2 separate regions of the Homo sapiens genome follow, and region 1 is linked to region 2. A link is a loop called in an ENCODE intact Hi-C map of the cell type or tissue named here. Cell type or tissue: mammary epithelial cell. All regions are shown on one strand.

Region 1 (4,000 bases), 1.3 Mb after region 2:
GGGAGCGCCACCTCACTCTGCCCAGTCCTTTCCCAGGATTCTCCCCAGCTTGCCTAAGCCTAAGGCCATCGGAGTAAAGGGTCACTTCGAACAAGATGTGTGTAATTACGTCTGTGCCTTAGCAATGGTGGTGATGCCAAACACATTTGTGATTGGGTATGCTAGGAACCCAAGGAAATGGTGTTAGGAGGTCTACAGTGTGTGGATGTGTATGGTGAGTGTTTATATCAAATGTGAGTGTATCCTCCTGTGTGTTGTTTCCATGTGTGTCTCTTTGGGTGATGCAGAAAGGATTTAGCCTGGAAGCTGAAGTCATTTGCGTTGACTTGAAGATTAATTGGGGTGCAGATGGGAAGAATCTAAAGCTAGGGTTGGCAAAGAGAAGCTGGGCTCCACAGTCTGAAGGAGGGGTGAAAAGACAAAATTGAGAGTGCCAGTTCAGTGTCCTAGGAGAGAGGACATGGGATGCCCTGTCTTCCCCTAGGGAATGTCCAGGAGGAATTTTGTGTAGGCACATTCACTTTTCCCAAAAAAGGCCCCTTTTTGTGAGTGGTGGCAGCAGCTCCTAGTAATCTTTGCAGAGGCAGCAGGGAGGGAGGCATTCTGGGTGGGGGAAGAAGACGGCCAGCTCTGGAGATGTGACAGCCCCACTAAGTGCCTTCTTGGATTCTCCTGGCTTGAAACCACAGAAAAACTTGCAGTTGAGCTTAGGATGCTTTGTGTAGAGTGGCTTCTGTGCTCCACAGCCCCGCACCCTGGCTCAACCCCTTTGCTTGCCCTGGGATAAATATGGTGACCCCTGACAGGAGGGAAGGGGACATTTCCCACCTGGGCCAGCTTCTAGGCTCACACAGCCACCAGTCCCCAGGCGAAGTTGGCACCACCTCCCTCCCCCAGGGCGCAGATCACTGTTTGGAGGAGGAATGCTCGGGGGTCCAGGGCAGTGGGGCTCCCCAACAGGAGGAAAAGGGAGGCTGTAGGAGCAGGACAAAGGATAAACTGTGCTTGTGGAGAACCAGTTATTTCCCGACTTTGTAAAGACCTGATCAGTCAAGAACCGTTTTCTAGAATCCAAACACAAATAAAGAAGCATTTTCTTGGCCTTTGATAACATCGTGTTCTGGCTGTAAAAATCTAAGAACGTGTTTGCTGTTGCAACATTATTTTTAATGAGCTGTTATTGGCCTGTCCTGCAGTTGGTATTGCCAACAGTAAAAGGCATCACCATGTTTGTAGGTAACACAAGGAACAACATATTTTGACCCGAATTTCTGTTTATGTTTCATTTATGACACATGCCCTCGTTTTTATTCCAAACCAGAGGGAAATAAAGAGAGATCTATCTTCACTGGGGTCCAGGCTAAAATTTTGCCATAAATACGCATGTCGGTTTATTCGGAGGGCAGTTTTCCATTAACAGAAAACTATACTGGACGTTTCAGCCACAGTAGAATCAATTGTGTCGATTGAATTTGAGGAGCCTAGCAACGCACTGCGAGAGGAAAGAGAGGCGTGCAGGCGCTCCCCAGCGGTCGCGCCCTATGGCTGCTCTCTGGAATCTTTTTCACCCTCTGGGTTCCTCATCTCCCCCTTTCGGCTCCCCAGCTTCAAAGGTGCCCCGCCAGGAATTGTACGTGCAGACCCCCAGCTTAAAGGCAGGCGGCCACACCCGGCCAGCGAGTGTCGCCCAGGCACCTGCTTCTGTCGGGCGGACCCACCCTTCCAGGCGGTTCCGGCGCGCTGTGCCTCCGCAGGCTGCTCACTAAGAGCGCGGCGGCCTGGAACCCAGTAGCGCGCGGGTGTGGTGAGCGCTACGCTTCTCGGCGTCTGCCAGGACAGGGTCGGGGATCTAGAGATGCCGCCCAGGAGGTGTTGGGCGCCAGGGGAAAGAGAAGAGCCTGGCACGGAAGAGACAAGGTCTTCTCTGTTGCAGCTGCAGCAGCTAGGTAGCCTCTGTTCCCTCACACTTAGCACATCAGGACCGCGCCCATGCTCGAGTCGCCCCGGGAATCTCAGCTCTGCAAGACCTGAGGAAGTTCCCCTCTCCTGGTAGTGGGAGCCGCTGTCCCAAGAGCTGGCTGTCCCTGGGGTTGTCCTCTTGTGGCCCAGCCTTTCCTAGCCTGACTTGGCAATCGGCCTACGGCTGCAGCTAAACTCTGAACTCACTCCCTTCTTCCCTCCAACCAGAGCCCACCGAAGTTAACCAGCTGACGAATGCCCAGGGATGCCCTGCCCAAAAGCTCTCGGCTCCCGAAGGAACCCAGGTTTAAGAACAGAACGGGAGGCTGCAGACCAGTGTTCGGAAATACCAGCTGTCTCTGGTATCTCGCCTCGCGCGCTGTCGCTTTGCTCAATTTCGCAAACTAGATAAGCCTAAGTCCACTCCCCTTCCGCCCAGCATTCTTCCCTGCTCGCTGGGCGTTTCAGGCCGCGGAAAGTACAGGGGAGAGAGTGCCTCTGGTCGCGAACAAAGCCGCCTCTGTCTCCACCGCCTCCCGGAATACAGGGTTGTGCGTCCAGGTTGTACTTAGAGAGCGCAGAGGCAGTCAGCGAGCAAGACAGAAAAGAGTTTTGGAGACATTTGCTCTAGGGAAAATCGTCCAAACTTACACACTCTGGCAACACGTAAAGCTTTTCTTTTCTTTTTAATTAATTCAATGTCACGACAACATTAGTGTAACAATATTTTGTGGGTTTTTTTTTTCTCTTTTTCTTAAAAAGGGACTCAACCCAGGCAGAGGTGAGGGAGATGAGGGGAAACAAACTATCACAGAACAACAGGTGTACCGACAGAAAGAAAACAGATTGGGTGACAGAGCCAGGAGCCCTGCGGAGTAGAGGGTGAACTTTACAAGAAATCTGTACATTTATCAAATAAGTTAAAATTCTGCTAAATTGATTGTCCTTCACTTAAAGCGCTCCAGTATGCCTAACTTACTCCTTTGAGCATCACTACCTAAGCTTGTTTCTTTCTTCCCCCCTTTCCCCTGCCTACTTTTTTCTTTCTAAATGAATGACCATGATTATACAGTGAAAAGGTCTGTTTCCCACGGTGGAGGAGGAAACAGCTTTCTCAGGAGATTTTGTACAATATTGCACAGGTCAACGTACAATAATTACTGCAGAACATGAAAAGTAAGAGGAGAGGATAAAAGATATCATATTAAAAATACTGAAATTACTCTCTCAAAACAGGGAACAAAGTAATAATAGTAATATTAATAATAATTTACAAATGAAATTCTCAAAATAAATGCTACTAATAAATAAGACCACTTAGACCAGGCCAGATATGGAGCTGTTTCAAATAGTCAGAGTTCTGATTTTTGGCTGTCTTTTCTCTTTAGACACTTAGAGAATTCTTCCATCACAAAGTAAGACCGATGAAGAGGCTAATTGCAACAGACCTCTCCAGAAGAGAAAAGCGGCCTGAGTCGGGATTCTTATGAGAGGCTGCTCATATTTTGAAAATTAAGGTGGATAACTGATTTGGGGGTTGGGAGGAAGAAACATACCCAGAAATCCAGAAATAAAAGTACTATCATATGAATTCTCTCCCTCTCTGGATTCTGAAAACAGTTCTATAGAAAAGGAATAAACTAGGCCGGGCGCAGTGGCTCACGCCTGTAATCCCAGCACTTTGGGAGGCCGAGGCGGGCGGATCACGAGGTCAGGAGCTCAAGACCAGCCTGGCCAACATGGTGAAACCGCGTCTCTACTAAAAATACAAAAATTAGCCGGACGTGGTGGCACACACCTGCAATCCCAGCTACTCGGGAGGCTGAGACAGGAGAATCACTTGAACCCGGGAGGCGGAGGTCGAAGTGAGCCGAGATCGCGCCACTGCACTCCAGCCTGGGCAATAGATAGAGCAAGATTCCGTCTCGGAAAAAAAAAAAAAAGCAGAAAAGAATAAACTAGAGGGATTTAGGTTTTGCGCTTATTTTCCTTCTATAAAAATAAAACCAAAAAGCCACCGCGCAATGGAAATTTGGAAGGG
Region 2 (4,000 bases):
CCCATTTTTTAAATTGGGTTGTTTGTCCTTTTGAAATTGAGTTGTAAGAATTCTGGATATTAGATCCTTATCAGACACATGATTTACAAATATTTTTTTTCCATCCTAAGGGTTATTACAGTCTACTTCTCATGATTTTTGTCTGTTATGTGTAACTTCTGCTTTTTTATTTTTAAATTTTATTTATTTTATTTTTTTTTTTTATAGGCAGGATTTTGCTCTGGTGCCCAGGCTGGAGTGCAGTGGCACAATCTCAACTCACTGCATCCTCTACCTCCCAGGCTCAAGCAATCCTCCCACCTCAGCCTCTGTAACGGGACCATACGCGCGCACTACCATGCCCAGCATTTTTCTGTAGCGTCAGGGATTTTGCCGTGTTGTCCAGGCTGATCTGGAACTCCTGGGCTCAAGCAATCCCTGCCTTGGTCTCCCAAAGTGCTAGGATTACAGGCGTGAGCCACGGCTCCCTGCCTAACTTCTGCTTTTAAATTCTAATTTTGGATCCTAAATCTTAGAATTAGGTAAAGGTTTTACTCCAGAGTTTATAACCTTTTTGTGTTATTTTTGTTAAATGTGTGTTTTGAAGCTGGGCAGATAAAATACAATTCTTAGTAATTCCTTACAAACCAAAGTTTATTATGCCTGAGCTAAAACAAGCTTTAACTACAAATATGTATTAAATAGAGGTTCATATATAGGCATTCAGAGGGCTTGCTAGCACTCTTAATTTTTGGACTTTATGCCGTATAGTAATTGTCTAAAATTATTTTCCTTTCTTATGTATTTTAGGTATTTACTTATGGGATGTAGAAGGCAGAAAATATTTTGACTTCCTGAGTTCTTACAGTGCTGTCAACCAAGGGCATTGTCACCCCAAGATTGTGAATGCTCTGAAGAGTCAAGTGGACAAATTGACCTTAACATCTAGAGCTTTCTATAATAACGTACTTGGTGAATATGAGGAGTATATTACTAAACTTTTCAACTACCACAAAGTTCTTCCTATGAATACAGGTAAAACATTTCCTTTTTTTGTTAAATACCCTCAAAAATAATCTTTTTATTTTTTGATAGTTTAACATTTTAAAAAAATCTGAACATTTTTCTCTCCTGATAGGAGTGGAGGCTGGAGAGACTGCCTGTAAACTAGCTCGTAAGTGGGGCTATACCGTGAAGGGCATTCAGAAATACAAAGCAAAGATTGTTTTTGCAGGTATGTGAAATTAAATATTAACTTCTATGATTGAAACATACAATATAATTTACTGTGGCCAGGCATGGTGGCTCATGCCTGTAATCCTAGCATTTTGGGAGGCCAAGGCAGGAGGAGTCTTTGAGCCCTGGAGTTCAAGACCAGCCTTCTGGGCAACATAGGGAGACCCTGTCTCTATTTAAAAAAAAAAAAAAAAAATATATATATATATATATATATATATACACACACACACACACACACACACACACACACACTTATATATTTTATATATAAAAAACATATATATATGTGTAAATTTACTGTTTTAATTTGCTGATGAAATACTTGTAATATGTTTTGCCTGGTACATGATACGTATTTGCTGAATGTTTCATAAAAATTTATGAGGGATTTCCTCTTCTTGGGATTATTTCTTCATATATGAGATTTTTCTTTCTGAACTCCATATTCCTCTCATTTGCCTGTCAGATTTTTTTCATAGCAGTTATCCAGTTAATTAGATAGTCTCACTGGTGGAGGGTTTGTGTTGGGTGCTGGGGTTGGGTGAAGTTAGTGTGGGGCCATGGCCTACATAGACTGTGGTTTGAATCTTGATATTGGAGGTCCTGTTGTGCCATGTTCCACTTAGAAGCTGTTGAAAAGAGGAGGCTTGGAGTTGCCCTTGTTAGGTTTCTGGGACTGGATGAAAGGAATAACTTGAATTTTGGTTAGGGAGACTAGCAATTAGTTGAGAAGATGTAGTTTGACTGTTGGGTTCTTTATATGATATTCAAATGAGAGGTTCTGACTTGTTTTTTAAGCTTTATTTTTTTAAAAAACAAGTATGTGTACATTTGTCACTATAATGGTCAAAGTTCATTCTTGTGATAGTTGAAATCATTAAATATTCTGCCTTGTGAACACATGCAGTTAAATGATAAACCCCATAACATAATAGAATCCAGAGTTCAACCGAAGGCCAGAGGTGATTGGTATTTGAGGGGACAGATTGGTATTCCCAAAGAAGAAATCTTAGCAAAACTCTGTAACTTGCCATTTAAAAATCTTGTGCTTTCGTTGTAGGACAACATAACTGTCTCTTGCAAACAAAAATGGTGTTTCTGGTGATTTTCATTCTTATAGACTGTGTCCAGTCTCTTTCTTAATAGCAAAGGGTGCAAAGATGTTTTCACCTGAGTATTGAAAGAAGCTGGTGAGTCAGTGGGGTGGAGAGACAGAGGAAGACTGTCCCTAACTGTAAGTCCCTTATACCTGCAGGGTAAGTGACTGAGGATGAGGTTCCTGAGGCTAGGCAGGGGAGAGCAAATAGGCTTATGGTCTAATCAGTGCATTTCTTCTTAAACAAACCTAGTCAAAATCAATGTGCTATTTTTTGTGGACAAGTGAAAGAAGAGATTACTTGTGGGTAAGGGATGCTGGTGAAAGAGGCTTTGCAAGAATAGTATTTAGAAACGAGATGAAGCCAAAATACGATAATCCAGCACTGATTAATGGAGTTGCTGCTGGCAGAAGTGGTGAGAAGATAAAAACATGATGTCACAAACTCCCAACCTCTCTGTTATTTTACATGGTGTCTTTCCTTCTTGAATGTCATCCTCTCTGAAATTATCTAGCTCACTTGCTTTACTGGTTTATGTCAGGTGTTTTCTCCCTGCTAGAAAGGAAGCTCCCTGAGGATAGGGATCTTGCCAGTTGTGATCATGATCTATTTCCCAACTTTTTTTTTTTTTTTTTTTGAGACAGAGTTTCACTCTTGTCACCTAGTCTGCAGTCTGGCTCACTGTAACCTCTGCCTCCAGGGTTCAAGTGATTCTCCTGCCTCAGCCTCCTGTGTAGCTGGGATTACAGGCGCCCACCACCACGCCCAGCTAATTTTTGTATTTTTAGTAGAGACAGGGTTTTGCCATGTTAACCAGGCTGGTCTTGAACTCCTGACCTCATGTGTTCTGCCTGCCTCGGCCTCCCAAAGTGCTGGGATTGCAGGCGTGAGCCACTGCACCCGGCTTCCCCAACATCTTTATTATTATTATTATTATTATTTTTATTTTTTGAGACAGTCTTGCTCTGTCACCCAGGCCGGAATGCAGTGGTGCGATCTCAGCTCACAGCAACCTCTGCTTCCTGGGTTCAAGCGATTCTTGTGTCTTAGCCTGCTGAGTAGCTGGGACTACAGGTGTGCACTACCATGCCTGGCTAATTTTTGTATTTTTAGTAGAGATGGGGTTTCACCATGTTGGCCAGGCTGGTCTTGAACTCCTGACCTCAGGCGATCTGCCCACCTTGGCCTCCCAAAGTGCAGGGATTACATAAGTGAGCCACTGTGCCTGGTCTATTCCCCAACATCTAAAACAATGCCTGACATAGTAGATCCTCAGTCACCTTTATTAATGGATAAAAAATATTCCAGCAGAAAGGGAGACGTCTGTCATTTAGCATCATAAAGGATTATAATATCAAGGAAGGTAAAATGGAAACGTGTTTGGATTGCTTGAGGATCTTTTCTCCAAATGAAATTGGAAATGCATTCTGTTGTTAGCCTGCAGTATTGGAGTTTTGAAAGGAAAACCGCTAATTGTCTATGAAGGATATTCTTTCTCATATCACTATCATAAATGCACCTTCTCTAGAAAACATGCATTCAAGACCTCAATTGTTAGGGCTTGGTTTTGGGTTGGGGATTATTGAAAGAAAAGTAAGTTATCTATCTTCAGGGGCTATATATTCCAGTCAAGAGGCTCAGTAGAGAGAAATGCCTAAAATAGGAATTACAAGGCCAGACTTAGT

What was found. Hi-C counts contacts between places; a loop is a spot of excess contacts. Peaks named below come from ENCODE experiments on the same cell type or tissue, not always from the same donor. Only the 100,000 strongest peaks of a DNase experiment are listed, where the experiment ranks them.
Region 1: a loop joins it to region 2, with 19 times the contacts of the local background. A loop is called at or near these places in 2 of 110 quality-filtered maps.

The regions. Positions count from the first base shown.
Region 1 is chr10:123,138,050-123,142,049 of GRCh38, reverse strand. HMX3 (H6 family homeobox 3) reads right to left here. Exons shown (of 2, transcript NM_001105574.2): 2 at 2,627-4,000. Among named protein-coding and RNA genes, the nearest start is that of HMX3, 4.1 kb to the right of the region's middle. RefSeq lists enhancers at 1-196, 1,958-2,727, 3,768-4,000 and a silencer at 2,474-2,523. In mammary epithelial cell, a CTCF peak has its summit at 1,511; a DNase peak (open chromatin) is centred at 2,439; H3K4me3 peaks cover 131 bases; H3K27me3 peaks cover 3,583 bases.
Region 2 is chr10:124,405,755-124,409,754 of GRCh38, reverse strand. OAT (ornithine aminotransferase) reads left to right here. Exons shown (of 10, transcript NM_000274.4): 3 at 790-1,014; 4 at 1,118-1,213. Among named protein-coding and RNA genes, the nearest start is that of OAT, 11 kb to the left of the region's middle. In mammary epithelial cell, no CTCF peak of the experiment used is centred here; no DNase peak of the experiment used is centred here.